Regions from separate parts of the Homo sapiens genome. Here regions 2, 3, 4, 5, 6 and 7 are each linked to region 1. Evidence: chromatin loops called from intact Hi-C (ENCODE). Cell type or tissue: mammary epithelial cell. All regions are shown on one strand.

Evidence for each region. A loop is a pair of places that touch in the nucleus more often than their neighbours do. Peaks named below come from ENCODE experiments on the same cell type or tissue, not always from the same donor. Only the 100,000 strongest peaks of a DNase experiment are listed, where the experiment ranks them.
Region 2: it touches region 1 in a loop (7-fold over the local background); 3 of 110 quality-filtered maps call a loop at or near these places.
Region 3: a loop joins it to region 1, with 13 times the contacts of the local background. A loop is called at or near these places in 21 of 110 quality-filtered maps.
Region 4: a loop joins it to region 1, with 10 times the contacts of the local background. A loop is called at or near these places in 49 of 110 quality-filtered maps.
Region 5: it touches region 1 in a loop (5-fold over the local background); 21 of 110 quality-filtered maps call a loop at or near these places.
Region 6: it touches region 1 in a loop (16-fold over the local background); 84 of 110 quality-filtered maps call a loop at or near these places.
Region 7: a loop joins it to region 1, with 17 times the contacts of the local background. A loop is called at or near these places in 47 of 110 quality-filtered maps.

Annotation. Positions count from the first base shown.
Region 1 is chr7:39,518,008-39,522,007 of GRCh38, forward strand. LOC105375237 (a long non-coding RNA gene) reads right to left here. Exons shown (of 4, transcript XR_927183.2): 2 at 3,640-3,729. Among named protein-coding and RNA genes, the nearest start is that of YAE1-DT, 46 kb to the right of the region's middle. In mammary epithelial cell, a CTCF peak has its summit at 2,091 (motif pointing left); a DNase peak (open chromatin) is centred at 2,094.
Region 2 is chr7:39,073,199-39,077,198 of GRCh38, forward strand. All of the region lies in intron 1 of POU6F2 (POU class 6 homeobox 2), which reads left to right. Among named protein-coding and RNA genes, the nearest start is that of POU6F2-AS2, 62 kb to the left of the region's middle. In mammary epithelial cell, a CTCF peak has its summit at 2,204 (motif pointing right); no DNase peak of the experiment used is centred here; H3K27me3 peaks cover 236 bases.
Region 3 is chr7:39,451,675-39,455,674 of GRCh38, forward strand. POU6F2 (POU class 6 homeobox 2) reads left to right here. Exons shown (of 10, transcript NM_001370959.1): 8 at 1-27. All of the region lies in intron 2 of LOC105375238 (a long non-coding RNA gene), which reads right to left. Among named protein-coding and RNA genes, the nearest start is that of POU6F2-AS1, 47 kb to the left of the region's middle. In mammary epithelial cell, a CTCF peak has its summit at 2,260 (motif pointing right); a DNase peak (open chromatin) is centred at 2,287.
Region 4 is chr7:38,930,404-38,934,403 of GRCh38, forward strand. No RefSeq gene overlaps it. Among named protein-coding and RNA genes, the nearest start is that of VPS41, 23 kb to the left of the region's middle. In mammary epithelial cell, a CTCF peak has its summit at 2,347 (motif pointing right); no DNase peak of the experiment used is centred here.
Region 5 is chr7:39,462,901-39,466,900 of GRCh38, forward strand. POU6F2 (POU class 6 homeobox 2) reads left to right here. Exons shown (of 10, transcript NM_001370959.1): 10 at 1,282-4,000. The coding sequence ends at 1,786. All of the region lies in intron 2 of LOC105375238 (a long non-coding RNA gene), which reads right to left. Among named protein-coding and RNA genes, the nearest start is that of POU6F2-AS1, 59 kb to the left of the region's middle. RefSeq lists enhancers at 1-82, 2,102-2,603. In mammary epithelial cell, a CTCF peak has its summit at 2,263 (motif pointing left); no DNase peak of the experiment used is centred here.
Region 6 is chr7:38,795,575-38,799,574 of GRCh38, forward strand. VPS41 (VPS41 subunit of HOPS complex) reads right to left here. Exons shown (of 29, transcript NM_014396.4): 8 at 1,171-1,290; 9 at 1-37. Among named protein-coding and RNA genes, the nearest start is that of VPS41, 110 kb to the right of the region's middle. In mammary epithelial cell, a CTCF peak has its summit at 1,530 (motif pointing right); no DNase peak of the experiment used is centred here.
Region 7 is chr7:38,396,411-38,400,410 of GRCh38, forward strand. The region is part of intron 17 of AMPH (amphiphysin); the gene reads right to left. Among named protein-coding and RNA genes, the nearest start is that of TRG-AS1, 57 kb to the left of the region's middle. RefSeq lists an enhancer at 29-198. In mammary epithelial cell, a CTCF peak has its summit at 2,497 (motif pointing right); no DNase peak of the experiment used is centred here.

The DNA of each region.
Region 1 (4,000 bases):
ATTACATTCATTTTGCTGCTGAGAAACTGACACCCAAACCGTTTACACCACAGCACATCAGCGGCGACACCAAGACTCACGTTTGGTCTCCTAATACCATGTTCATTTTTCCATGTGATTTTCCCATCTTAAACCTATTTATACTTCAGTCTAGATGAGCCCATGTTTATAGAATCCTTTTGAGGGCTTGAATAAATGAAAACCTAGAAAGGTGGAGTATGTTTTCCTGTAGAATCACTGGCTATCTGTGGGAAGAAGAGATATTCTTTAACACTTTTTTTTTTTCCCTCAGACAGGGTCTCGCTTTGTCACTTAGGCCAGAGTGCAGTGACATGGTCATAGCTCGCTGCAGCCTCAAACTCCTAGACTCAAGCGATTTTCCTGCCTCAACCTCCTGAGTAGCTAGGAATACAGCTGTGTGCCACCATGTCCAGATAATTTTTGCATATTTTTTCTTTTGAGAGACAGAGTCTCACTATGTTCGTTACTCCTGGCCTCAAGTGATTCTCCCACCTCAGCCTCCCAAAGCACTGAGATTACAGGCATGAGCCATTACACCCAGCCTCATCACCACATTTCCAACCTTAGGATCAACTGTTGAAAAACTAATAATACCCCTTCTTTGATCTTACAGTTCTTACAGGCTGAATGAATTCCATTTAGCAGCAAAATATCTTAATGGTTTCACATGAGAATGTTGAAATAAATGAAACAAACACAGAAGGCCTAGGAGGAGAAAGCCTCTCCCGGTTGGCCAAGGAACGACCTGATCTCCAGGTTACGTGAAGCAAAATGCTTAGAACTAAGCCAGAGACATTGGGACACTTAGCCATTCCCACCGCCTTCTTCTCTCCCTTGTCTCATGGAGGTCCTTGAAATAAGGAGGGAATGGAGTGGGGACAGAAGGGATAAATTGCTTCATTCTAAGCCCACAATGCAATTCCTGGTGCTACTGTACTTGGAATACTGCACTCAGGAGTTTCCATGATCAGCCTCCCTAAGACAGCAGAAAAATTCCATAAACAGGGAATGGCAGCAACATCTCGCTCTATGTGGATGCCTGGGTCAGACTGGGTTAGACTGGCTGGTGGATTGCTGACATAAGTGAATTACTTGGCGCAAACCTTGTATCACAAATGGCCCGTAGTGATGCGTATTGCAAGAGATTTATGTAAATTGAGCAAGATACTTAGCTATTGGTCTGGTTTTTTAGTAGACTTGACTTTCAGAAAAGAAAGAGCTGATGGTAGAAATCTCAGGCACTTTTTTAAACATCTTTTCTTTCTCAATCTACCTCCGAAAGTCGCTTTCCATAAAGCCTCCCTCTCAATGTCCCAGTAACTCTGCCCAAGGAAGGAGCCTCCCCTGTGCCTGACTCCTTGCAGGAACTGTTGCCATTCTTTAATTTGGCAGCTTCTGTTTCCCAGGCTCCCGGGGTTTTACGTTTACTTGCAGCGAGGCTTTTTACTTCACTTCCTGTTCTTTCTCCTGCTATCCCCTTAGAAAGCCGGTGGAAGGATTTTATTTTTATTCTTATATCTATGGTCTCCATTCTGAGATTTTATCCTCCTGGTAACAGCCAGAGAGAAAAACACTTACGAGCACATTGGAAATGTCTAGGAAAGGGGAAGTGCATTAAATAATAAACCCCAAACTGGTGGGAAGGATTTTGCACTGTCTACTCCCGAGGCAAGGAATTCTGGGAGATGTTTTCTCGTTTGGCTACCTTTGTCCAGTCTCCATTCCTGGATACCTACAAAGGTGAGAGCAAGACTAAACGCATTCCAAAAAGCAATTTCATGTGATATTTGTTTTCACTTTTCTTTAGAAAAACTATGGGGCCTTTTGTTCACTTGAGACCACAGTAAGGTTACTGTGTCTACCTTTAGGGAGTTCAACTTTCCAGGGAGGGAAACTAGACAATGTGACAGGCGCAATCCTAGCATCTGTTCGTAACAGGGCATAGGAAGGCAAATGCTTGTCCTTCCTTCCTGTAACACAGCCATTAAACCAGGAGCATCGCCCTTCCCCGGCCCTCAGGTAAGAGGACCAAATACCGTAGCCGTTTCCAATTTCAGTCCTTTAGCGCCACCTGGTGCTAACTACTCTATCACGCTTTTATCCAATAACTACCTTTGTAAATTTCCTTTCAAAAGTTCTGGCCGGGCGCGGTGGCTCACGCTTGTAATCCCAGCACTTTGTGAGGGGTCAGGAGTTCGAGACCAGCTTGACCAACATGGTGAAACCCTGTCTCTACTAAAAATACAAAAATTAGCCGGGTGTGGTGGCGCGCGCCTGTAATCCCAGCTATTCAGGAGGCTGAGGCAGGAGAATTACTTGAACCCAGAAGGCAGAGGTTGCAGTGAGCCGAGATCATGCCGCTGCACTCCAGCCTGGGTGACAGAGCAAGACTTTGTCTCAAAAAAAAAAAAAAAAAAAAGTCCTAACGACACAAATGTTTGATTTTAACACAGTGCCAAGTTCACATACGTAGGCAAAGTCCAGATTAAAGGACAATTTTAGCATTGAGTTCATTTAGTGAATCACAGGGCCTTGGCACACAGCAAACATGAGAGCAATCTTAGTTATCTCTATTGTCATGGCTGTTGTTACCAAAAGAATTCAAAAGAGGGGAATTTAGGAAAATTTATAGTGTTTAAGATATAGTAGCTTTTTCAAAATATCAATGAAGTGCCGTTTATGCGGCACAAGTAATATTTCCTTGAAAATCTAATAAATATAGTGTTACTTATTAAAGAGATTCTACCTTGAGTAATTAAACTGCTTGAAGAAAGGCAAGATTTCTCAACTTGAACTTTATCCATAACTCAGGGTTAACCAATATGCCCAGTTTGTTTCTTTTTATATTTTAGAATATTCCTGCCAGACATGGTGGCTCACGCCTGTAATCCCAGCACTTTGGGAGGCCAAGGCAGGCGGATCATGAGGTCAGGAGTTCGAGACCAGCCTGGCCAACATGGTGAAACCCCTTCTCTATTAAAAATACAAAAATTAGCAGGGCGTGGTAGGGCGCGCCTGTAATCCCAGCTACTCTGGAGGCTGAAGCAGGAGAATCACTTGCACCCGGAGGCAGAGGTTGCAGTGAGCCGAGATCATGCCACTGCACTCCAGCCTAGGTGACAGAGCAAGACTCTGTCTCAAAAAAAAAGAATATTCCTATAAGACAGTCAATGCCCATCCTTCCCTGAGAAAACACAATAAATAATATAACTTTTTATTGTTTCGTAATTATCTAGGTGCCTTGAAGTTATCATTCTGAAAATAAAAGTATATAGTCTGAAGGGCTGCACCTATTCGAGATGTATTTGTTTTATCATTATACTTGTTCCTAAAATTAAATGAGCGAAATGTTTCTAAATTAAAGCCAAACTATGCTACACAGGAATGGACTTTGTAAGTGAATCCATATTTGTAAATTCTCACACATAATCAGTCCCAGGAACTCCAGGCCTGAGAGAAATTACTGAAGGCTCTGATCTGAGCTAACCACTGTGAAAATAGGAAAAACTCGAAAAATAGGTTCTAGAGTGGTGTGTAGTTCCAAATGGAGCAGGAAAACTAAGAGGGGATTGGTTAAACAAATATGATTATAATCAAAATAACTTTTTAAGCACTTACTATTTGCCCAGCATTGTCCTCAATGATTCACATGTGTCACTTCGTTTAATCTTCACAACTTCATGAGGCTGTTACAATGCCTGATCCTTGCTGCAAATTAGCTCATACACGGTTAGTAAACAAGGGAGTGATGTTTATAACACATCTTGTAGTTCATATTTGATTCTTCCCAGTACATTAATGTTTTAAAATGATCTCATGGCCAGGCGCAGTGTCTCATGCCTGTAATCCCAGCATTTTGGGAGGTTGAGGCGGGTGGATCACCTGAGGTCAGGAGTTCAAGACCAGCCTGGCCAACATGGTGAAACCCCGTCTCTACTTAAAAAAAAAAAATTAGCCAGGTGTGCTGGTGGACGCCTGT
Region 2 (4,000 bases), 440 kb before region 1:
TGTAAGTAAATATTAATAAAGGCTGGCCTGGTTTTTTAATTGCCCTCAATTTCAAAGGCTAGAGATTTAAAGAAATATTTACTTAAGCCTCTGTTTATAGTTTGAATTGGAAACAAATCTGCAAAATATTTTTAATAGGAGCTAATACAGATAGCTGACGGAATGGGGAGAACCTATTAAAAAAAAAAAAAAAAAAACCTTCTAGTTCATGTTTTCCTGAGCAGCCAAATCCCCAGGAATGAGAAGATTTAGCTAATCTTTCCAATCACATTCTTCCTTCCTCCCCACCCCCATCTCCTTGGAATTATGTTATCTCTGCTCGTCTTAAAAGCTCAGAAGCCTTTTGAATTGGAGTGGCATTCAAAGGACAGTCAAGGGTCACCCTTGGAATATTAAAGGAGAGTGGATTACAAGAGAGGGAGGGACGGAGCAGCTGGCGCTGGGCGCAGCCGTGTACAGACCCAAGGCAGAGAACGAGAGGAAAACTCCATAGTATCTGGTGCTGGCCAAGAGAAAGCTGCCCAGACTGCTGGGAAGCACAGGAAGCAACGCTGGAGCAACCAAGCCACATTAGCAGTTCCCAGCGTGTGCTATTGCAGCTTGGGAACAGAGGGAAGGAAAACACTTATTGGTGAAATCAATTAGGCAGTGGCCTTTTGAACAGAAGTGGACTGGCTTATTTAGAGAATGTGGAGTTGTGAACCTTGTAGAATTAAAAGCCAGATACTGTTTTAATTCAGAGAGAAAATTCTACAGAATTTACAGCCTCCTGATAGTTACTTATTTCTTAAAATCATAAGATGTTAGGATTTATAGAGTTTCCTTCTCAAAAGACTTCTGAGTAATTTTATTTTTAAAAATCTAAATTGGCCGGGCATGGTGGCTTACGCCTGTAATCCTAGAACTTTAAGAGCCCATGACTGGCAGATTGCCTGAGCTCCAGAGTTCGAGACCAGCCAGGGCAACACAGTGAAGCCCCATCTCTACTAAAATACAAAAAATTAGCTGGGCGTAATGGCTCACACCTGTAATCCCAGCACTTTGCGAGGCTGAGGCGGGTGGATCACCTGAGGTCAGGAGTTCGAGACCTGTCTGGCCAACATAGTGACATCCCATCTCTACTAAAATACAAAAAATTAGCTGGGTGTGGTGGCAGGCGTAGTCCCAGCTACTTGGGAGGCTGAGGCAGGAGAATTGCTTGAACACGGAAGGCAGAGGTTGCAGTGAGCCGAGATCACGCCACTGCACTCCAGCCTGGACGACAGAGTGAGACTTGTCCCCCCCTCAAAAAAAAAAATCTAAATTTAAAAAATGTCTTTCTTCTTTTATCTTTTATAGATATCAATTCTTATTTTTGTTTTTCAAATGAAAGCAATAGATATTTAGTGAGAGTTTATTATGTGCCCAGCACTGTCCTAATATTTGAAGTGTGTGGATATAAAGATAGTGTATCCTTTTTAGCAGTGGTTTCTTGTTGAATTTTTTTGGTGGGATGTGGGGTGGGGAGCAGATCAGGCAGCAGATCATGAATCCCTTTAAAATCTGATGAAGGCTAAGGAGCTTCTCCACAATAAACTACACAAACAGTCACACTTTGTCGGAAGGGTCGCGGACAGCAGGGAGCAAGCAATATCAAAATTTCTTATTATTACTAAGCAGTCGGCCTGCTATGAGCACTGTTTGTGAATTATTTATTTAATCTGCTAACCCATCCATCCCATGAGGCATATACTGTTATTACCCCATTTTCCTCTCGGGAAAATGAAGGCTCAGAGAACTGTGCCCTTCAGTGAGTAGAAGGTGAACCCAACTACAGGCTCTTGGGCTCCAGTTCCCAAGCACCCACTCTGGCACCGTGGGACTGGGGTGTGGGGCTGTTCGAGGTCGCAGGTGAGGCTGGCCACAGACTGTCTGTTATAGGTCAAAAGGCATCTCTTTGGAGCTAGACCAGGAAGCACCTGGACACTTAATTGCCACATGACAGAAAATTGTCTTAGCAATTTTACCATCATTATAATGTGAACAACACATTCCCTGGTGTTGAAGTGCCCGGTCCAATGTCACAGCCCAAGAAAGCTAGACCAGGCTCCAAATGGGGAGGGCCTGGCATGGTGGGTTGGAGTTCTGGCCCAACTCAGAAACTACTCTGGAAACAGTCAAGTTTTGAGCTGGATTTTTAGGAATATTAGTCTGTCAGCAGGGGGCAGGATGGATTTTTGTATTTATTTATGGAAATCTGAAACCATAAAGAGCTGGATGGTTTTTGAAGAAAAAGTTTTTCTTCTCAACTTTGTCATCAGAACAGAAGGACAGGATTAGATGTATACACATATTTCATGTAATATTCATTTAAATAAATCTCTTCTTCTTCTAAGAAAAATCCTACCAAGAGAACACTTGTAGTAAAATCACGCTTCTAATACGCTGTGTGTTTGATGATACTGCTCCTGAAGGCCACAGGGAGGCTGGGACCACAGTTAGTGCTGTAGTAGTGCTGGCAGTGGCCAGCTTCCCTCAGTGACATGAAGATGCTTCCAGCTGAACAAGGAGACAGAGCCCAAAGGCTGAGCCCTTGGGGCGTGGTCTCTGTGCACACCTGGGTTCCCCTGGGGCTCTACTGCCTTTGCTTTGTTGGACTAATCCCCGGACTAGCTTGGTAGTAGCTCTTCTCCCATTCAACTTCAGTCCTGGGGGAAAATGAGACTTTCCTTTTCCTTTCCAGTGTAGCTATGACATTCTTCCATCTTGTCCTGTGTTACAAGTAATGCAGTCACACAAGCTGAACTCACTTCTGTTTCTGGAAGCAGCATATGGGTCAGTATGTATGTGTGTGCAGAGTCAGAGAGGTAAGATAGCTGGGTGAGGCCTCGGCTTCATATTATGTAGTTTCAGACACAGCTGAATGTATGCTGAAAATATCAACCAAAGCTAACCTTTGCTCTGAACTTCCCTTTTTCCTTTCCTTTCTCCCTTTTCTCCCTTCCCTTCCCTTCTCTTCCTTTCCTTTCCTCTCTCCTTCCTTCCATTCCTTCCTTTTCCTCCCTTCCATTCCCTCCCTTCCTTCCTTCCTTCCTATCAATCAACCAGTCAAACACACTTACTGAGAGCCTATTTTGTATCAGACATAGTGCCCAGTACTGGGAATTTCAACACATGTCTGCCTGCCAGGGACTCAAACATCTCAGCTGTAGGGTCTAACACCTAAGTGTTTTGGAAAAGTAAATCATTGATAGGTGCAGCAAACCCTCGTGGCACGCATTTACCTATGTAACAAACCTGCACGTCCTGCACATGTATCCTGGAACTTAAACTAAAAATAAATTATATTTTTAAAAAGAAAAAGAAAAAGAAAATGGTTAGCTAACAGACAAAGTATCATGATTGTTATCGCATCTGTGATGCATTGCCAATATGCAATATGGGCAGATCTGTGGAACGCTTTCCTCAAGTACACTAAAGACTCCATGTAAAATAGATGGGAGGAGCCAATATGGTCTCAAAAACTGGGAGTGGGCACTTAGGTCTTCCCCTATCTCCCTTTGAGGTCCTGGAGGCACCTCTCTAAAACCCTCAGGGCTTCTCAGAGCAGTTTTAAAATGCTGGGACTAGAGAACAGGTCTTTCCATTCTGGAAACTATCTCACTTTTGCAAAAGGTTGCAAATGTTGAGATACACACACACACACACACACACACACATTAATTAACAGTCTCTGCTAGAGTTTTTAAGATGCTAGAAAGTAAGCTCTTTTTAGGACAGAGATCAGATGTTCTCTCTTTGTAACTCCCAAGCAACTCTACATTCAAATTGCTAAATGTAAATTCACTTTAATCTGTGTTGTATTCTGATTAAATCCTGATAGCTATTTGAAGCCATCAGATTATGAAGAGTGTATGAATATAGGGTATGCGTATGCAATGTCAATACTGCTGTATAACCCCATTACCAAAAGACCAGATCTAGATGAGCCTGGATTGAACTCATATTGATGCTTTTTCAT
Region 3 (4,000 bases), 66 kb before region 1:
CTTTGAGCGTGGGCCAGTTAGTCAGCAGTAAGTATCCTTTCTGGCTCGGTTTAAATCGTGGTGGCCTTCTTGTTGCCTATTTGCAATGTCTTCCTTCTTGTCTCTCTCTCACTCTCTCTTGCTCTCTCTTTCTCTCAACCCTGCACAGGAATTTCCTGGCACTGCTAGGTCAATATTGAGATGAAGTCCGTCCCCAGGACCAGATGGTTCCTTAGGGAAGCAGGTCCCCAAAGCACACTCCCTGAATTAGTGGCTATCAAGGACCGGGTTCCATCTTAAGTAGTTGCTGATGTGCTGAGTCAGTCCTGCCACTTCAGAAGGTAGCAACTGATCAGCTTTCAGGGCATGAGCCACATAGCTCACAACTGAAATAACCAACAACAGGCACTCAGCTGGCAGGTCAAGCTGCTTTTATGTGTGTTTGAAGTCCCCTGCCATTCTATTTGTAGGTGTCAGAGGAAATAAAAGAGAGCATGCCTGTGGGCGGGTGGGTGTGTGTGTACAATAAGCCACCTCAAGTGGCATGTGGGGGAAGCTGCATGGGCCGGAATCAGATGAGAAATCTCTGAACAACCATTCATAAAATAGGATAAGCCTGCAAGTCTGCCTCCCTAAATAGCCTATATATATGTATATATAGTTTTTAGAATGGTATTTGGCCCTAGGGATAGATAGTATATTTATCACATGCAAATAACAGCATGTTAAGATGGATGGGACAATGGTCTGATTTAATGTCAGTCACGTTTAGTGCAGTTTTTACTTATATATAAAACTGCAGAACATGTGCATAGATTGCAATTCACCAGGGACCAAAAATCCAGTAGCTATGGGTGCCTGCATAGGCATCTGTGCCATAAAATGAGGACATGTGAGGATCTGTGTTTGGTCAAGTGTCATGAATGACCTGTTATAGCAGGAACAGTAGGATCCTCACATATCATGGGGCAATTCTTAAAACAAAATGGATGGTTGCCATGACCTCCCCGACAAGTAATCCTCCTCAAAAAAGAAAAATAATTACATACATATATGTCTATATTCAATTATACTGATAATTAAGGCAAGAAAGATGCTTGTGGGTGGGGAAGAAAATGGAATGAGGCATTATGGAAAGATGTTAAAATGCCCAGGTAGGCCGGGCACAGTGGCTCATGCCTGTAATCCCAGCACTTTGGGAGGACAAGGCGGGCAGATCACCTGAGGTCAGGAGTTCGACACCAGCCTGACCAATATGATGAAAGCCAGTTTCTACTAAAATACAAAAATTAGCCGGGCGTGGTGGCATGTGCCTGTAATCCCAGCTACTCAGGGCGCTGAAACAGAAGAACCACTTGAACCTGGGAGGCAGAGGTTGCAGTGAGCTGAGATCGCACCATTGCACTCCAGCCTGGGCAGCAAGAGCAAAACTCCATCTCAAAAAAAGAAAAAATGCCCAGGCACTTCACCAGACTAACCTGGATGCTGTTGATCTTAAAGATGGGTCAACACCAGAGTTTCAGGATACATATGCATTTTCCATCAACTGTATTTTAGGTTGTTTAGATATACAACCCTCTCCAGAAACTCTAGTCTGACTTGCATAAAGTTAAGGATAAAGTGAATTTAATTATAGCCAGATTTCCCCTAATTAAAAAAAAAAACTTTTCCTCGGGAAGAGTCAAACTTTGTTACAATTCAATATTCTGTATAAGTTTCTGCAAAATACTCCATTTCTAAATGGCAGCAAGGTCATAAATTTAGGATAAACTGTTAAGCTTTGGTCCTGAAAGAAAAAGAACCAAAGTTAAGCATCTTACAGAGAAGAAATAAGTTAAATATGAAAAAGAAGTACAAACAACCTCCTACTAATACAGTGTTTCACACAAGGTAAATAGTTAACATGTGTAAGATGGACAGAAAGATGAATGAGTGGATGGGCAGACAGCAGACAGTCAGATGGATGGAACTGGGTTCTCTCTAGTCACTTGTCACAGCTGGGCAGTGAAGGATTAGCCTTTTTCAGAAATCAATAACAGAGATACTTTAATGGGCCAGATAGAACTTTCATTGCACAGTAGCCAGTGGGACATATAAGTTCTAGGTTTATGATGAGTGAACCATATTACATATCCTCGGTATGAAATATATAGACGTGGGAAAGAGAGACTCTTTTACCACATGCAATTGAAGCCGGAAACTTCAAACCCATATGCAGAGACTGAATGACACCAAGCTAGCTCCACAGTTGTCTCTGCAGGCCAGGAGAGTCTAACAGTACCACTAGGGGTCGCACTTTGCCCTAACCCCTTGCTGGACTTGAGTTGCCACAAATTTTGAGCATGTTGTTTAGTTAAATCCCTTCTGTCTCAAAAGCAACTACAGAATGAATAGTACATGAATCATATCACTCTGGTTCCATAATTTGCTATGATGGCTCACAGAACTCAGAAATACATCTACTTGTTTACTATAAAGGATATGATAAAGAATACAGATGAACAGCTAGATGAAGAGGTACGCAGGGCAAGGTCTGGAAGGATTCCAAATGCAGGAGTTTCTGTCCCTGTAGAGTTGGAGTGCACCACTCTCAGAATGTGGATGTTTTCACCAACTTGGAAGCTCTCCAAATTCCATACCTTAGTGATTTTTGTGGCAGCTGCATCATGTAGACATGATTGATTATTAACTCAATCTCCAGCCCCTCTTCTCTCCCTAAAAATGGAGGTGGGGCTAAAAGCTTCAAGCTTCTAATCATAGCTTTGTCTTTCTGATGACCAGCCACTATCATGAAGCTATCCAGGAGCCCCTAAGAGTCACCTCATTAGAACAAAAGATGTTCCTATCATCCAGGACATTCCAAAGGATTTAGGAACTCTGTGTCAAGAAGTGGGGTCAAAGACTAAATATTAGAACAGAAGATGCTCCTAGCACCCCTATTTGTTAGGAAATTATAAGAGTCTTATGAGCTCTGTGCCAGGAACCAAGGATGAAGACCAGGGATATATATATATATATATATATATATATATATATATATATATATATATATATATATATATATATATATATATAAAATAAGATATATATATATCTTATTACATCACAATATCACCAAAACTTTGGTCAAAACCATGGCCAATGACTCCTCCACGTCGTTGTCAAAGACTGTCATCCTAGTGTTGGCTAACCTGCCATATGCCAGATGAACTAGAATAGGTGGATCATACAAAAGTCTTGCCAACTACAAGCAAGAGAATGCTGGGTTAATACCTTAGTAATGATACAAGATGTTCATATGCAAAGAAAGCACGTCTGGGCTCAGAATTACCAAACATGCAGATTATTAGAAAATCTGCACAATACTTATTTATAGCACCTACACACCTTGCCTTGTGTTAAACCTTGCTCAGTCTCCATAATCATCAGAGGTGGATATGGTTTTTATAAGCAGGGTTTTCAGAAAATCAGAAGAAAAGTCAAACAAGTACTTGACAAATGTCCCAATTAGGTTTAAGATTTACAGTGCACTGTTTAGAAATAGGTAGGTTTAGGGTTTTGATCACTTGCTGGATTTTTTTCCAGTATACATTTTCTAAACACCTAAGCTCTATCCTTAGACAGCAAATGACTTATAGTTAGCTCCAGAAAAAAAACAAAACTATAAAGTGAACTTAAAGTTGCATGCTGATGGCATATAGCACAGTGAAACCCCTGTTTCACAATCCATGCCATTTTCTACATCCCAAAGAGGTCACCATATTGCAAAAATACTGTTCTCCCAAATTGCATTGCAAACTCCCAAATGGCTTCCTATTTCTCAGAAATATGTGGTAAATATGCCCATTATTTGCTGTGAGAATAGCACTAAAAAGCAGACAGCTATTTACATAACATAGTTAATTAATTCATACCTTTGGAAGCTTCTTTAAAGGTGTATATTACTCTCATAACAATCCCACAAATCAGGAATCATAGAAAGATGATGTTGATGCATGGTGACTATTCAACCCATTTAGCA
Region 4 (4,000 bases), 590 kb before region 1:
CACATATCTGGCAGCAACTTTATCACCTTAATATGTTCCAAGGTTGGCACTGAAGAGAGAATATTTAAATGGGAAGGACTGGCTGTCCAGCCCTGGCTGCCTCCCTTGGCAGAGGCCATTTTTACACATCAGTGTAGACAGTTGTCAAGCTTTCTTGGAATCCGGGTTAAAGGAAGAGATGAGTGAAAACAGGAAAGGCTGACCTGCAACCATTAATCAAGGCTCAGTTTCCAAGTTCTAATTTCCTATAGAGGAGTAGTCTTACCTTATTCCCATAGGACATTATATTAGAACACAAATGCCCAACATCAGAGTGAGAGATACAGTGTTTGGGTCTTTTCCCTGCATGATCACCGATGATAAATATAGCCATAAAAATTTCTACAAATGTATCACATTCACATATGGTTGCTTCTCAAATTCTCTTAACATCTTGTTGAGTTAGTCATGATCCTACCCCATTCCTACTTAAAATATTCTACTAACTCCCCTTCATCCACAAGATAAAATCTAAATTCTTTGGCATGTCATTGAGGTCCCTTCAAGAAGTACAATAAAAATAATTCAGGAACCAAGTTGCTCAGTGCTGTAACTTTTTATTTGTGTTCATTTCCCTTCTAGAGGAGTGGTCCTTAAGGGCACGGTTGTAGTCCTGTCTTGTTTCTGCCATTTTTCATTCACATGACTTGGGAGAAACAACTCAATGTTTCCACATAAGGAAACCCAGTTTTAGAAACAATTAGTTTTCCAAGGTTACACAGATGGAAAAGAGCAGAGATGAGATTGAGGCCCAATCTGTTTGACACCAGAATCAAGCGCCTCTCTGTTCCTGAGTCAAGTCACTGAAATTTACAGAAATTAGGATCTAGCTTATTGTTAGTTTTATGAGTCCCTCTCCAAACACAGCCTCCAGAGTTAAGCATCTGGCAGTGCATTGCTACATAATTAGCATCCCCATGTATCTTGATTAATGATCAAGTTAATGACTTTCATTTCTCAGATGAGAAAACTAAAATTCAGGGAAGTTACAAGGCCACACAGTTATAGGGATGAAATGCAGCAGAGCCAGGATTAGAACCCCAATCTTTTGATTCTTAGTCTAGTGTGCTGGCCATGCCATATACTAATCATATACTTAAAATTTATAACTGGGGAGAGATATAATTGAGAATAAAAGCATGAATATTTAAATTTTCTAAAAGAAGTTTTTTTTTTTTTTTTTTTTTTTTTTTTTTGAGACAGAGTCTTGCTCTTATTGCTCTGGCTGGAGTGCAGTGGTGTGATCTCGGCTCACTGCAACCTCCACCTCCTGGGTTCAAGTGATTCTCATGCCTCAGCCCCCCAATTAGCTGGGATTCTTGTGCCTCAGCCTCCCAAGCAGCTGAAATTACAGGCACATGCCACCTCACCTGGCTAATTTTTGTAGTTTTAGCAGACATGGGGTTTCGCCATGATGGCCAGGCTGGTCTCAAACTCCTGGCCTTAAGTGATCCACCCACCTCAGCCTCCCAAAGTGCTGGGATTACAGGCATGAGCCACCATGCCCTATCAGAGAAGAGATTTCTTGGAGAGAAATTCATCTTACTCCTCTATTGTCAGGATTGAAAAAATATCCTTTATACTTTTAAACCCACTATCATACTTTTTAAACAGGATTTTTAAATAAAATCTATGCTTCCCTGTAGATTAGTAAAGCTAGATTTTAACAGGTAAACTAGAAGGGGTTAGAATTTAAGACACTTCAGGTAAATATAAAGGAAATCTATGTTTATTGACTCAATCCTTAGGATATCAGAATGAAAATATATGTGTGTGCATGTTTGTGTATTATTCTCCTAGCCATTTTTCCTCCCTTCAATGCCCAGATCACCTACCTGAAAACATGGTGGAAAGTCCAGAATTTACAGTAGATTTCTTAGTGCTTGACTTAAGTAGAATAGAGGAAAGGCACAACCTAAAAAGCCAAGTGTGCCCTTAGCAAAAGCAAATGTATTTGTTTGGTTTTTCTGCCCACTATAATTTCAGGAACTCTTACTCATCTAACACTGAAAAAAAAATATACAGCTTTAAGCTTAAAAAAAAAAAAAAGAAAGAAAGAGAAAAGAAAGAGAATTTTCTCCTCCCCAGTGCTTGTAATACCCCATTAAAAGCTTGGGAATAAAACTTCCTTCCCTATCAATGTTGTCCTTTTCCATTAAGCAAATATTGATTTCCTCTCCTTCCTTCCCCACCTCTACCCCCCTTAGATACGGGAGTCCAAATTACCATTGGCTCTTTTTGTTTACTTCCTTCTTTGTGTACTAACAAGGCTGAGTGTTTGTGTATTGCCTGCTGCTAGGCAGCCAACAGGGGGCGCTCACTGCATATTTTGATGAGGGGAAAAACGATTGGATTCAAAATAATCTTCAGTTTTCCTTGCACTTTCAATGCAAAAGTAAAGACTATAGTTCTCACACACAAAGGTTTTGCAAATGTGTTCAGAAGCAACGTGAGGAAATGTCTAGGTCAGGGAAGGAGGCCTTAGGGAGAGCCAGTATTTATACATGGAATGGGGATTTGAAGTTCCTAGGGACTTGGGTCCCTGAATGATTTGGGTCATTGATCATCAATTACACCTAAATTTTCTGGGCTATAATGACTAAATTTATTGGGCAATTTATCAACTTCTCACTTTGTGTACTTGGACACAGACTGAATAGTCAGAAAATATGTTCTAATTTTGCTTTCCCCCCGTTACTCTGGAGCGTCTCTTAGCATTTAGTTTAGGCTGCTCCATGTATAGGATGCAGAATGGAATCCTGTATTCCCACCGACAGTTTCTCCTAAGAATAAACTTCTCGGTGTCAAAATGGCAAACGAAAATAATAATGACACTTCGGGGTATATAAAATTTTAAGAACAGTCATACATTATAAGATCAAGGAAAAGCTGGGGAGGTGTTAGAATTTTAAAGTAACTCTTATCTACTTTGATTCAGATTCGATTTCAATTGAGAAAATTCCTAAAAATAAAACAACATGTAGCCTATTCAAATATTGTTTGATTTTCATGTTTAAAAGGTCAAGCTTTAAACTTGAAAGGAGTTTAAAAAGAAGTTGTTTGAGCTCCAAACAAATGCTAGCAGAAACAAGTTATTTTGAATTATTTGCTTCTAAAGACAGATAAAAAGAGATCAGACATAACAAGCTCTCATTAGAAGAAAATATAGTATATGGCAAGCCCTGTAAAATTTATCAGGATCTAACATTAAGATATACCCAAATTCATGGGTATATATTGAGATTTTTAAAAATAGTTAATATTGCTTACTGTTGATCACACTAATAAATAAGGTTTCCTATAGAATTATTAAAGCCTTCCTTTTGATTTACACAGCAAAGACTTCAGTAACAGTGATGGCGTTGCTCATTATTCAACAAAAACCACAGGAAAAATGTGCATCTTAGAAACATATTTTGTTCTCTTTCTGAAGCCCAAACAACTTCCAGCTAAAAGACATATTTTGATTAAGATAATATTTTTCCCTAATCAATATTTTTTACCTCTGGGTTATTACTTCCTTGAAGGCTTCTCTGACTTTTTTTTTTCTTTCTAAATTAGTCCATGTAGTTTATGAGAAATCATCAGCACTGCCATACGCTGCCGTTTACATTAAATCTTTCCCTTCATATTTACTGCTGGGTGGCAGGGCTTGTCTCTAGCCTTTATGGTTTGGCATCAAATCTTGAAATGTGTATTTTATACTTAATTGGAGTGGGGATAGGAGCACAGGAGCAGAATTAACCATTAATGAAATAAGACTCCTCTCAACCAACATTCATGCTTCCAATTTGGTTGGCAACATGCCTGAACACTGCTTGGTGTGAAACCACAACCAGTGTGGCGTGCTTGTTTCAAACATGGGCCTAGAATTGTGTGGTATTAGATCTGTGTCAAATTGCTGTAAAAGTGTCTAAAGGCTTACTCTGGATTTCTGTACTTATTGCATTACATCCGGGTG
Region 5 (4,000 bases), 55 kb before region 1:
CCAAAAATAAGATTGTGGCACATAAAGAAAGCCTATCCTTTTCTGTCCTTTTGCAAGCATCCTTACAAAACATATTCTGAGTAACATGGGCTCAGTTTAGCTCTATGAGAACAGACCATTGAAATAAAATACACTCTGTAGTCAGAAGTTTTTCAACAGCATGGGACACTGTAAAAGGGAGAGGAGAATTCTGTGTATCCAAAGCTGTCATACTGGAGAGTTGTGAATTTGGATTTAGAATAAACAAACAAACGAATAAAAGGAATTCCTACTTTTTTTGTACTTCATTGAGAGTGAGTGTGAGTTTGGTACCAGGGCGACTTCTTAAAACACTCTATATAATTTTGTCCAAGACGCTTCATATTTTTTAAAGTCAATGTAGCAAAGAATTGCTGATGGCAGTTGATATATAGAAGACCTCATTTACAGAAAATGATATCATTCAAGTACAGTTTGCAGATATCACACATTAAACACAGCTTGGTGCCCTGGTGCAAAAGTACACCATTACACCGGCTGGTGTTTGGAAGGCAGGAGGTGGCCTTAGTACACCCAGAGGTGGGGTGTTTTATAGTAATTACAATGTGTCCAGCTGTTTGAGCCAGAACAGGAAAGTAGCAATGGGTAATGTTTTACCTGGAAAAAGGGCATGTTGTTAACTTACATACGGTGAAAATTGTTTGTTCCCAGGGAGAGAAAAAGAGAGAGAAGTCAAAATGAGACACAAAAGAGAGATAAAAAGAGAGCCATATAAAAGTCCCAATGGCCATCAGTGACTATGATAATAGCAATAACATTTTTATAACCAAGTCAATGGGGGTAATTTAAAGAAAACCAAATGTAAAACACGTAAAGAATCATTTTAAATGAAAGAATGTGACAACTGTCATCTTTGATGTCACTTCTTAGCGTTAATTTTTGCCTTCATGAGTCTGAGGACTGAGAAATGGAGCTGGTACTATTCAAATAAATGCTTAGATCTCAGAGTTTATAGGGAAAAGGCCTGTGAGTTGTTTGCATGCCTATGATATGTTATGATAGCTCATGCATCCTGCTGTCTCTGCTTCTCATCACCCCTGTCTGTGCACCTGTGTGGTTTGCATGGTCTGGCATGGAGCACGCTGGGAGGGTGGGCGCTGGCTTGGGCAGGGCTGGCTACCTTGCAGCTGGCTATTAACCTGCAGTAAATTCGCCCTGCCAGGCAGTCAGGCAGGCAGGCAGGAGGCCCACCCTGGCAGAGGACTCAGTGTAAGACTGTTCTTTCTCAATTTTCCCCCCCAGACACACCATCCTGAGAAGCCACTTTTTCCTACCACAGGAAGCCCAAGAGAACACTATAGCTAGCAGTCTGACAGCCAAACTGAACCCTGGCCTTTTGTATCCTGCCAGGTTTGAAAAGCTGGACATCACCCCTAAAAGTGCCCAGAAGATCAAGCCGGTGCTTGAGCGGTGGATGGCTGAGGCTGAGGCCCGCCATCGAGCAGGTATGCAGAACCTGACCGAGTTTATCGGGAGTGAACCATCCAAAAAGCGCAAGCGGCGCACCTCCTTCACACCCCAGGCCCTTGAGATCCTCAATGCCCACTTTGAGAAGAACACACACCCTTCTGGGCAGGAAATGACCGAAATTGCTGAGAAGCTGAACTATGACCGAGAAGTAGTTAGAGTTTGGTTCTGCAATAAGAGGCAAGCCCTGAAGAACACAATTAAACGCTTAAAACAGCACGAGCCGGCCACGGCAGTCCCTTTGGAGCCCTTAACAGACTCTCTGGAAGAAAACTCCTAAAGAGATGCCCACCCATAATCAGAAGCAAAATTCACAGAAACTAAACTCCACCCTTGGGACTCCACAACAACAACAACAACAAAATTTAATTTAATTTAAAAATAGCCCCAGTCGTCATCACCCTTGTAAGTAAATGACTAAGAAAACTACCAAGTGGACAGAATGGTTTCTACATGTCCGTTGGTTTTCCAAAAAGGAAAGAAGAAAATTTTTAGAAAATTTTTAAACAAGGAATACACCACACTGAAGGTGTGTGTGGTAGGATAGTTCCCTTCCCCCACCTGTCTCCCCCAAAGCCAGTTTTTTAATGGACTTAAAGCAAACCAAATAACCACGTACTTTTTTCTGTATATTATGAAAATGTGAACACATTTTAAGGAAAAAGAAAAAAAAAAACTAAACCAAAAACCAACAACGAAGGAACAAAAACTTTGATCTGTTCAAAGCGAATACAAGCCTGCCACCTGGAGGAAGGACTGCACCCCTTCAGGTACTAAGTGCTGATTCACTATGAAACCTATTAACCAAAGTCAGAAACATGGCATTGCAACGCGATCGTTCGTCTACGCTTCTCCGCACGTAAAGTTGTGTTACGAATTTTTACATTTGTACTAACAGAACAATAGGAAGCCTGATTTCTCCCATCTTTCCCATCTACTGTCTCCACCCATGGGGTGGGTACCATTGTTGAAGCCATTCTGTGAGGCTCACTATTGGGTTTTTTTGTGGGGGTGGTAGGGAGGGTGGTCTTTTTTCTTTGTCTTTCTTTTTGACGGGAGGGCATCCTGGATCGTGTGCCAAAGCATTTGTTGCTTTTTTCTCACTATGACTTGTGGGTTTGAGAAAAGAAAATGGAGCTCGCATTTCTCTCTTTTCCTCCATTTCTCCATCTCCCTCGCGCGTGGCTCCTGGGGTCTGCTGGAAGGCCACAGAAGTGGGGAGAAGCAGTGTCTTTTCCACTCAGATCCTAGTGAAATGCAGGAGAGACTCCAAAATAACTAGGGCTTTGCTCGATGAACTGTCAACACTGGCATAAGCTGTAATTGTGCTCACTGTCCACACCAGAGCTTGGGATTTTTCTCAGTCTGTTGGCCACGTACATGGAGAGCTGACCAAAACTAATTTTGTAATATAAACATAAGCTGCACATTTGGTTCAATACTTACATCTATGTTATGCTTCTGTGCAAAGCAATTTCTCTCAGAAGTCTGATAGCCAAAGAAATGTCTCAAGATTTCAGTCAAATACACACATGACATGCACACACCCATAAACACACACACAAAGAAACAGGCTAAAAAGAAAGTGATAGCAACTGGATCATTAAAGGCCATCGTGTATCCTGTTAATCTCATCTTTTCTGCTACTTCTTTCATTCCAATAGCGATGGCAGACTTTTTTCAGGGGGAATAATTACTCTTCGGGATATATAAATGGAGCAGAAAGGTGGCGGGCAAATTTAAACAACTGGAATTGGGGGCCAGGTTCTTCAGGGGAAAGGAAGTTTGAAGAAGCTTTCACCAAAAGAAAAAAATATAGAAGGGGCTTATCTAACAATCAGAATAGCCTGCAATATGAGAACTAGAGGATTATTTCCTTTAAAAAAAATAACTTAAAAGATCTGTGGGCCACAATAACCTAATAAGCAAGGACATGTTGGGATGTGAGGACGGCTGTGCAGGTGAGCACTTGGCAGCTGCCACTGGTGTTTTCACCCAGGTACAGGCAGACGGTGTTCCATTAAAGGAGCAGGCAAAAGAGAGCTGTCAATTTGCTTGCTGTTGAAATGTACATATTTATGCATAATTTATAATCATGCTAATGTATTATCTAGAAGTAAGTTGTGAAAGAAAAAAGAGAAACCCAATCTCAAGTTGCCCAACTGATTAGAAATGCCATCTCCTTCCCCTAATACACTCCCTCTCCCTGGGGAGTTTGAGTTTCTTCTGTTGGCTCCTTTGCTGTTTGTGTAAATGCTACAGTATAATTGTCCCCTCCAATGATTCATGCAGCAATCAAGAGACTACCAGCAAGGAAACTCTAAAAGGAATCCTGGAAGTGGAACAAGTCACTCGTAAAGGTGTTTCCATTTTACCAGTCAATGCTAACTGGACCACAGCTAACTTGATCTTCAATGCCAACATCACAGAGCCCCTTTCGCCACCTCAAAAACTGCACAAACATGGACAACCCAGAAACCCAAAACTTTATTGA
Region 6 (4,000 bases), 720 kb before region 1:
TTCTTTGCTTTGAGATGATGTCAAAAATCTTCACACCCTGGAAAATAATACAGCAGTAAGCATCCTCTACTCAGGAGGAAAGTAACAGAAAACTTATTAACAGCCCCTGCTACATACTACCAATAACCAGCACGGAGAAATATTAGCAGTGTTTACTGAGCATGCAAGGAAAATGCTCCTGCTCCACACAAACCCTGTGGGAACTAAAACCACAAGGAAACCTCCACCCTTCTTTCTGGACAAAGGAGATTTTCTTAGATGGCATGGGTGACTCAAACCCAACAGAAACATGAAATGTACAAACATCAATAGCTGCATTTCCAAACTGACAGACAAGTAACATTTCTAATTTTATCGTTCCACCATGAAAAATGAAGTTTGTTTTTTAGAAAGGCTTTGAGTCTGAAAAGCCACCTATATAAAGAAAACTACATCTGACATTTTAAAGTTCTCAAATGAAAACATCAGGCAAGCAGCTAACTAAAAATGAACCAAGAGACCACAGCTTTGTTTTACCTTCATCGTGACCCAGGAGAAGTAAGAAAAGTCCAGAATAAAAAGGTAGAGTCTAGGCAGATTTCTACCATTTAAAACTGAATAGAACCGATTTACTAAATTATACCTTGATGTTTCAAAAGATATGCCAGATGTCAAAAAGACCATTTTTAAAACTTCCTACTAGCCCCAATTCATAGCAAGTAAACTTTAAGTTAAAATGCAGCACTGAAAATTACGATCCACTTTCTTACAGACAGGTCTATACTTCTGTCTATGATTATACTGGGAGTAAAAGAGAAATCAGCAATATTCTGCACTTGTTTCATATCAACTCTTACTTGCCTTTGGCCAACAGGCAAATGATATTTTCAAGACCCATTCCCAATGCAGTCCTTCAATTATTAAGATAGCTTTTCATTTTCTTGGCTACTCTCCATGCCTCAGGTTTCTTACTCTAAAATAGATTCCAGAATATGTTGGGAATTACTATATTATGAAAGCCAAAAGCAATCTAATTTCTTTAACCTCCTAGGTATGATACCAATCGTCCTTACACCCTTTAGAAATCACCACCACAGCAAGTGGCATCTTTTCCCTTCATTACAGCCCTATCAAGTTGGCCATTCTTCTGCCACTGAACAAGCATTAGGAAGACAGAGGCATATTTTTTACCATATTATTGGCCCAAGCAATCAGATGGCCTCTCCACTTCACACTCCTTATGTTCCCTTCCCCTTCATGCAGAACAGCAGACTTCCATCTGTTCATCCAAGACCGTTCAAACAGTAGCAGCTAGGGACAAAAAGCATAAACAAAGAATCTTAGAAACTGAAAATAATGTATCAGGTTCTTTACTTACTAGTTTTACCTATCCTCGTGACCAAATAACAAACAAGTCACTCTCGACGTCTTTAATGTAGACTTACAGTAGTATGTTATTTGTACCTTGGAAAGAATTCCTAGCACATCATATTCTCCCCAGGAAGTTGTTTAAAATGGATGAGTGTTGAAGTTACTACAAGGCCAAGCCACAAGGTGGCACCAAAACACCAAGATTCATGGAAAATAATGCACATTAGTTAATCAAAAGATTTGTATCGCAAAAGTTCTTCAAATGATTGTCCGGGAACTAATTTATTTTGTAAATTGGGAAATCAAAACCTCTTTTAAGTTTTTCACTGAAAATAAGATATTAGTCACAGATTAAACTGTAATAGAAACAGTCTATGTTTTTCATTTGACTCAAATAATTGAACAATGACTTTTGAACAGTAATTCATGTCACAAAATAAAAAAACAATTGGAATTAAGCTTCTTTAGAAATTTCATAGTATCTAGGGTCTTTATTTTAACGGGAAGATTCTATCATTCAAAAAACCTGCTGGATAAATTTTAATATAAAATATAACTGGTCAAAAACCTCTACGATTAATAAAGATGTAATTCTAGGAAGTCATACATTATTAAGAACACAATAAATATTTTTCTTGACATATTCCATTTAAATCCTTTAAGAAAAGACATTTATACAGTATGTAACTTAAGGCATGCAATCCTGAAACACATGTTTATCCTTTCAAAGCAAATGCTGACAACAGATTCCATAACAGAATTACTAAAATTCCTACCACTACAAGCAATTTCAGTCTACCTTAGTATATTTTATGTCCTCTACCCACCCCAAAAGAGGCAGGGGAAACAGGTTAACAGGGGAAAGAGAGTAAATTCACATTTTATTTGTATTTCCTGTATATCTTTCTCAATAGACTAATACAGGCAGAGGAAGCACAAAATAAAATCCCTAAAATTAAATATGATGTCCATCATCACAAGTAAGCAAAGTACAGTTACTTTAAAATGCTACGACAGTTTGAAGTTGTGTGACTTCACAACTTCCACAGGGAGACTGGAGGCAGGGATTCTTCTGACCATACTTAGCCCCATCTTCCCATCAGATATATTCTCAGAGACCTTCTAACCCACCCTGTCCTCTCCTATCCCAGGTTCCAATTCAGAAGTCACTACTACCATGCCTTCCTACCCCCACAGTTAGAGGCCTTCGGGAGTGTCCCCAGACTGTGATTCAGCCTCTTCCTCCCATTTGCAGAAAACAGAGAACAGACCCCAGAAATGTAGGAAAGGGGGAGAAAGGCTGAGCATACAGTTCCTGCTACAGAGAAGATTATGCCCCACTAAAGACAGGCAGCTAAAAACAATTATTTTTATTTATTTATTTTTGAGATGGAGTCTCACTCTGTTACCCAGGCTGGAGTGCAGTGGCACCATCTCAGCTCACTGCAACCTCCACCTCCTGGGTTCTAGTGATTCTCCTGCTTCAGCCTCCCAAGTAGCTGGGATTACAGGCATGCACCACCATGTCTGGCTAATTTTTGTACTTTTAGTAGAGACGGGGTTTCACCATGTTGGCCAGACTGGTCTCGAACTCCTGACCTCAGGTGATCCACCGGTCTTGGCCTCCCGAAGTGCTGGGATTACAGGTGTGAGCAACCACGCCTGGCCACAACAATTAAACATGATGAATTGATAAGATCAAAATGTCTATCTTCTATCTGTGGCCTGGATCTGATGGAGGTGATCGTCCGAAATGGGTGAAGCACAGTGAGTGCTCAATAATCACCTGCTGGAATGAAGGGTTGGCAGGATGGCCGGGAGAACAGCAGGGTGGGACACAGCATCGAATTCCTTTCCCTCACCAATTCCCACCTAGAAATGACCAATGTAGTACTAAGAGGAGAACAGTCTGCACCTGTGTTGAAAAAGTTAAATATGCTCCAAATTTTAAGCTAAAAATTATGTAAAATATGCTAATAATAAGACTCCAGTGAAGGCCATGATTTAACTCATTCCCCCAGAAAAAGCCTGCCTGGGAAGTCAGGCAGGTACTAGAATGCCACAACACCCCCTACACTCAGTGTAATGGGGCAGGAACGAAGGGGAGTGGCCAGTCTTACTCTGAAACACAAAGGGTTGGGTCCCCAAGCATGTAGCCAGCACTGTAGCTGTCCCAGGTAGGAAGGAAAGCAGGCACTCTGACAAAAGGCAGGCACCTATGGAAAAATCCTGCATTTAAAAGAATACAAATTATCCAGGGAGTAATCCCCAACTTGTGACTCCATATGAATAACAAGACATTCAAAAAAAACAAAAGAACTTAAAAGTAAAATCTAATTCTTATCATCATAATTCTCATGTAACAACAAAATTAAGAAATTAATAACGAAGAATGAGAGAAAGAACAATACAAAACAAAAATGGTACAAAAAACATTCTCAATCTTTGGGTAAAAGAGGAATTCATATGGTAACCAGAGTACTTTGAAAATGAGAAATACTATAAACCTAAACTTTATGGGATACAATCAAAGTTGTAAAAAAAAGGAAAATCTAGATTTAAAAGTTAATAATGAACATGACATGTCGCTACACAACAAAACAAAAACATTTCATTGAGGGATACGAAAGGAGAACTCAATAAACAGAAA
Region 7 (4,000 bases), 1.1 Mb before region 1:
TTGTGAGGCCTCCCCAGCTATGTGGAACTGTAAGTCCAATAAACCTCTTTCTTTTGCAAATTGCCCAGTCTCAGGTATGTCTTTATCAGCAGCATGAAAATGGACTAATACAATATGGGTTCACAAAAGTAATGATTTCTCATGAATTGTAACAGACACTTATTTAAAGTGAATTATAAATGCTGATCATTATTGAAGTGGGGTAACAAGTACATGAGGGTTTATATTTTGGCAAATGGCTGAAAATTCCTATAATAAAAAGTTTATTTTGAAATCGAATAGACTTTCATCACTGTTTTAAATAAGCACCGACCTTTTTATGGATGCTATTGTTACTGTTGTCAAGAGAATAGTAATCAGAACATAAATTAGTAGGGCATCTTAATCCTGAGAAGAACAAGGAGCAATTGCTCATAGCTTTATTGTCGGAGACATTAACAGGATTTCTCTACGACACTAAGGACCTAATAAAGTTTCTTCTATGTTAAAAACTATACTGAAAGAAAATGTGCATGCAATAAACTTATGAGCTCAAATGTAGAAAATAAGTTGTGTCATGATTACAAGCTTATTCTCTCCATCTGTCTGGAAAATCACACCTATGAATATCCCACTAGTTTCAACAGCTTGGAAGCAGATGGACTCTATCTACATGCAGACGGTATGGACAAACAGAGCAGCAGACACCACCACTACACACACATGCAGCAGAGGCACTGCTACAGATGAAAAAGCAGACAGGATGTTATTCCATGGGCTACTCTCCCAAGTGATTATGCATAAATCCTTTTATACATATATGTTCCAACCACACATTATTACTAATTGGCTTTTAGTCTCAGTTGAATTGATACTACATCTCTGGGAGAGGATATCTTTCCATGACCTATAGATGGTGTTGCCACAGGTGATTTTTTAAACTTGTTCCATACGAACATAATGTTTATTATTAACCTGTAACTTGTCTCTAGATATCTATCAATTTGGTTGTATAAGATTTTACCATCACTAAATATACATGTTATCACCTTTCCTTTGCTAGATAATTTAAGCAGGCAACGAAACTGGACTCCTATCTTTTGCCATATACAAAAATTAAATAAAAATGGATTAAATACTTAAATATAAGTCTTCAAACTATGAAACTACCAAAAGGAAACATTGGGAAAGCTCTCTAGGACACTGGACTGGGTAAAGATTTCTTGAGTAATATCCCAAAAGCACAGGCACACAAAGCGAAAATGGACAAATGGGATTACGTCAAGTTAAAAAGCCTCTGCACTGCCAAGGGAACAATCAACAAAGACAACCTGCAGAATGGGAGAAAATATTTGTGAACTACCCATCTGACAAGGGATTAATAACCAGAATACATAAGGATCTCAAACAACTCTATGGGGAAAAAATCTAATAATTCCAATTAAAAAATGGGCAAAAGATCTGAATAGACAGTTCACAAAAGAAGACATAAATAGCAAACAAGTATGTGAAAAGGTGCTCAACCTCACTGATCATCAGAGAAATGCAAATCGAAACTACAATGAGATCTCATCTCACCCCAGTTAAAACGGCTTTTATCCAAAAGACAGGCAATAACAAATGCTGGCGAGGAAGTAGAGAAAAAAGAAACCTCATATACTGTTGGTGGAAATGTAAATTAATGCAACTATTATGGTGAACAGTTTGGAGGTTCCTCAAAAAAAAAAAAAAACACAAAAACTAAAAGTAGAGATACCATATGATCCAGCAATCCCACTGCTAGGTATATACTCAAAAAAAAAAAAACAAAAAAAAAAGGGAAATCAATATATCAAGGAGGTATCTGCACTCACATGTTTATTGCAGCACTATTCACAATAGCCAAGATTTGGAAGCAACCTAAGTATCCATCAACAGATGAATGGATAAAGAAAATGTGATACATATATACAATGGAGTACTATTCAGCCATAGAAAACAATGAGATCTTGTCATTTGCAACAACATGGATGGAACTGGAGGTCATTATGTTAAGGGAAAAAAGCCAGGCACAGAAAGACAAACTTTGAATGTTCTTACTTATTTCTAGGTGCTAAAAAGTAAAACAATTGAATTCATGGAGACAGAGAGTAGAAGGATGCTTACCAGAGGCTGGGAAGGGTAGTGAGGAAGTAGGGGGGATGGTTAATGGGCACAAACAATAATTAGAAAGAATAAATAAGACCTAGTATTTCATAACACAAACAGGGTGACTACAGTCAACAATAACTTATTGTACATTTTAAAATAACTAAAAGAATATTACTGGATTATAATGCAAAAAAAGGATAAATGCTTAAGGAGGTGATAGATATATTTACCCTGAGGTAATTACTACATGTCATATATCTGTATCAAAATATCTCACGTACCTCATAAATATATCCACCCCCTACGTACCCACAAAAGTTAAAAATAAACATAAAATAAAATAATAAAAAACAGGTATTAGCTGCTGTGACACCAACCACCAGCAGGTGGCGGCCAAAGGCTCTGCCTGACTGCTCTGACGTTCCTGACGTTGTAGGAGCAAATACCTCAGCCTCAGCACCTCAGCTGTGATTTTTGTCACATAAAAAAGAACTGCAGCATGCAGAAAACGAATTTTAAGAATGATAAATAAATATCAGGAAAATACCGAAATTAACAACTCTGGCAAAGGTAAGGTGCTAAGGAATTGGCACTTTAGACTTTAAAGAGAAGCCAAACAATTTTAATGATCTACTTGGAAAACAAACAACACTCCTACACCCTACTTTGAGTCCATTAGTAATGAATTCCCATTTTTCCAGCTGCTGTTTACTTACCACGTTGATTTTACAGGGCTTAAAAACTACATAAACAGAGAAGGATCATCCACTATCTGCGTATCCTCATAGCTTTCTGTTTCTGACACTAGTCTGATGATCAGGGGGCATCAGTCCTCCCTTTATGTCTGGAATCTGGTCCAGATGTTTTGCTCTTACCAAAATACTTCCAATGCCGTATTTACTGACCGCAAGAATAGAACAACATAAAAATACAATGGAAAACAGGAACCCATTTGTTCAGATTAGGTGTTAGCTGTAGATAAAATCAAGGAAAGAGTAAAAAGGTTTTCATCAATGAAAGTTATACCTCTTATTATTATTGTTGTTGTCATGCATTTCAATTTGTTAGCTATTTGTAGAGCTATAAAAGAAAAAACATTTTCTATGCTCTGCTTGCTACAGTACATGTTATACCTGCTAGGAAAAACCACAATGATAAATGACTACCATTTGCTTTTTAAAAAATGTTACTCACAAAGACCAGGGACTGAATCTGCTGAAAGTACTTCAAGCCTTTCATACCCAGTGCTATCAAATGTTTCTCTTCACTCTAAATGTTCAGAAAAACACAATTATCCTATCTTCTGCCCAACCTATACTATCTATTGGTCAAATATATTTATGGGGGAAACAGCTATTGCAAACAGAGACTAAAAATGTTCTCCTTGACCTTGGGCACATATTTACTATATCCATGAGGTCTATGAGGTGCAGAAACTAGGAGTATTGCTAAACCGCCTGTCCATCACACAGAAATCACAGCGACCAGCACAAAACCTTCTGGAGAGAGTAGGTGGTGGCTCTCTGCACCATACATACCTCATTGCTTTCTTTTTTCTTTCTTTTTCTTTTTTGAAATGAAGTCTCACTCTTGTTGCCCAGGCTGGAGTGCAATGGTGTGATCTTGGCTCACTGCAACCTCCGCCCCCCAGGTTCAAGCGATTTTCCTGCCTCAGTCTCCCGAGTAGCTGGGATTACAGGCACCTGCCACCACACCTGGCTAATTTTTTTGTATTTTGAGTGGAGACAGGGTTTCACCATGTTGGCCAGGCTGGTCTTGAATTCCTGACCTCAGGCAATCCACCTGCCTTGGCCTCCCAAAGTGCTGGGATTACAGGAATGAGCCACCGTGCCCAGCCCCTCATTGCTTTCTAATCTTCTGTCTCAATCAT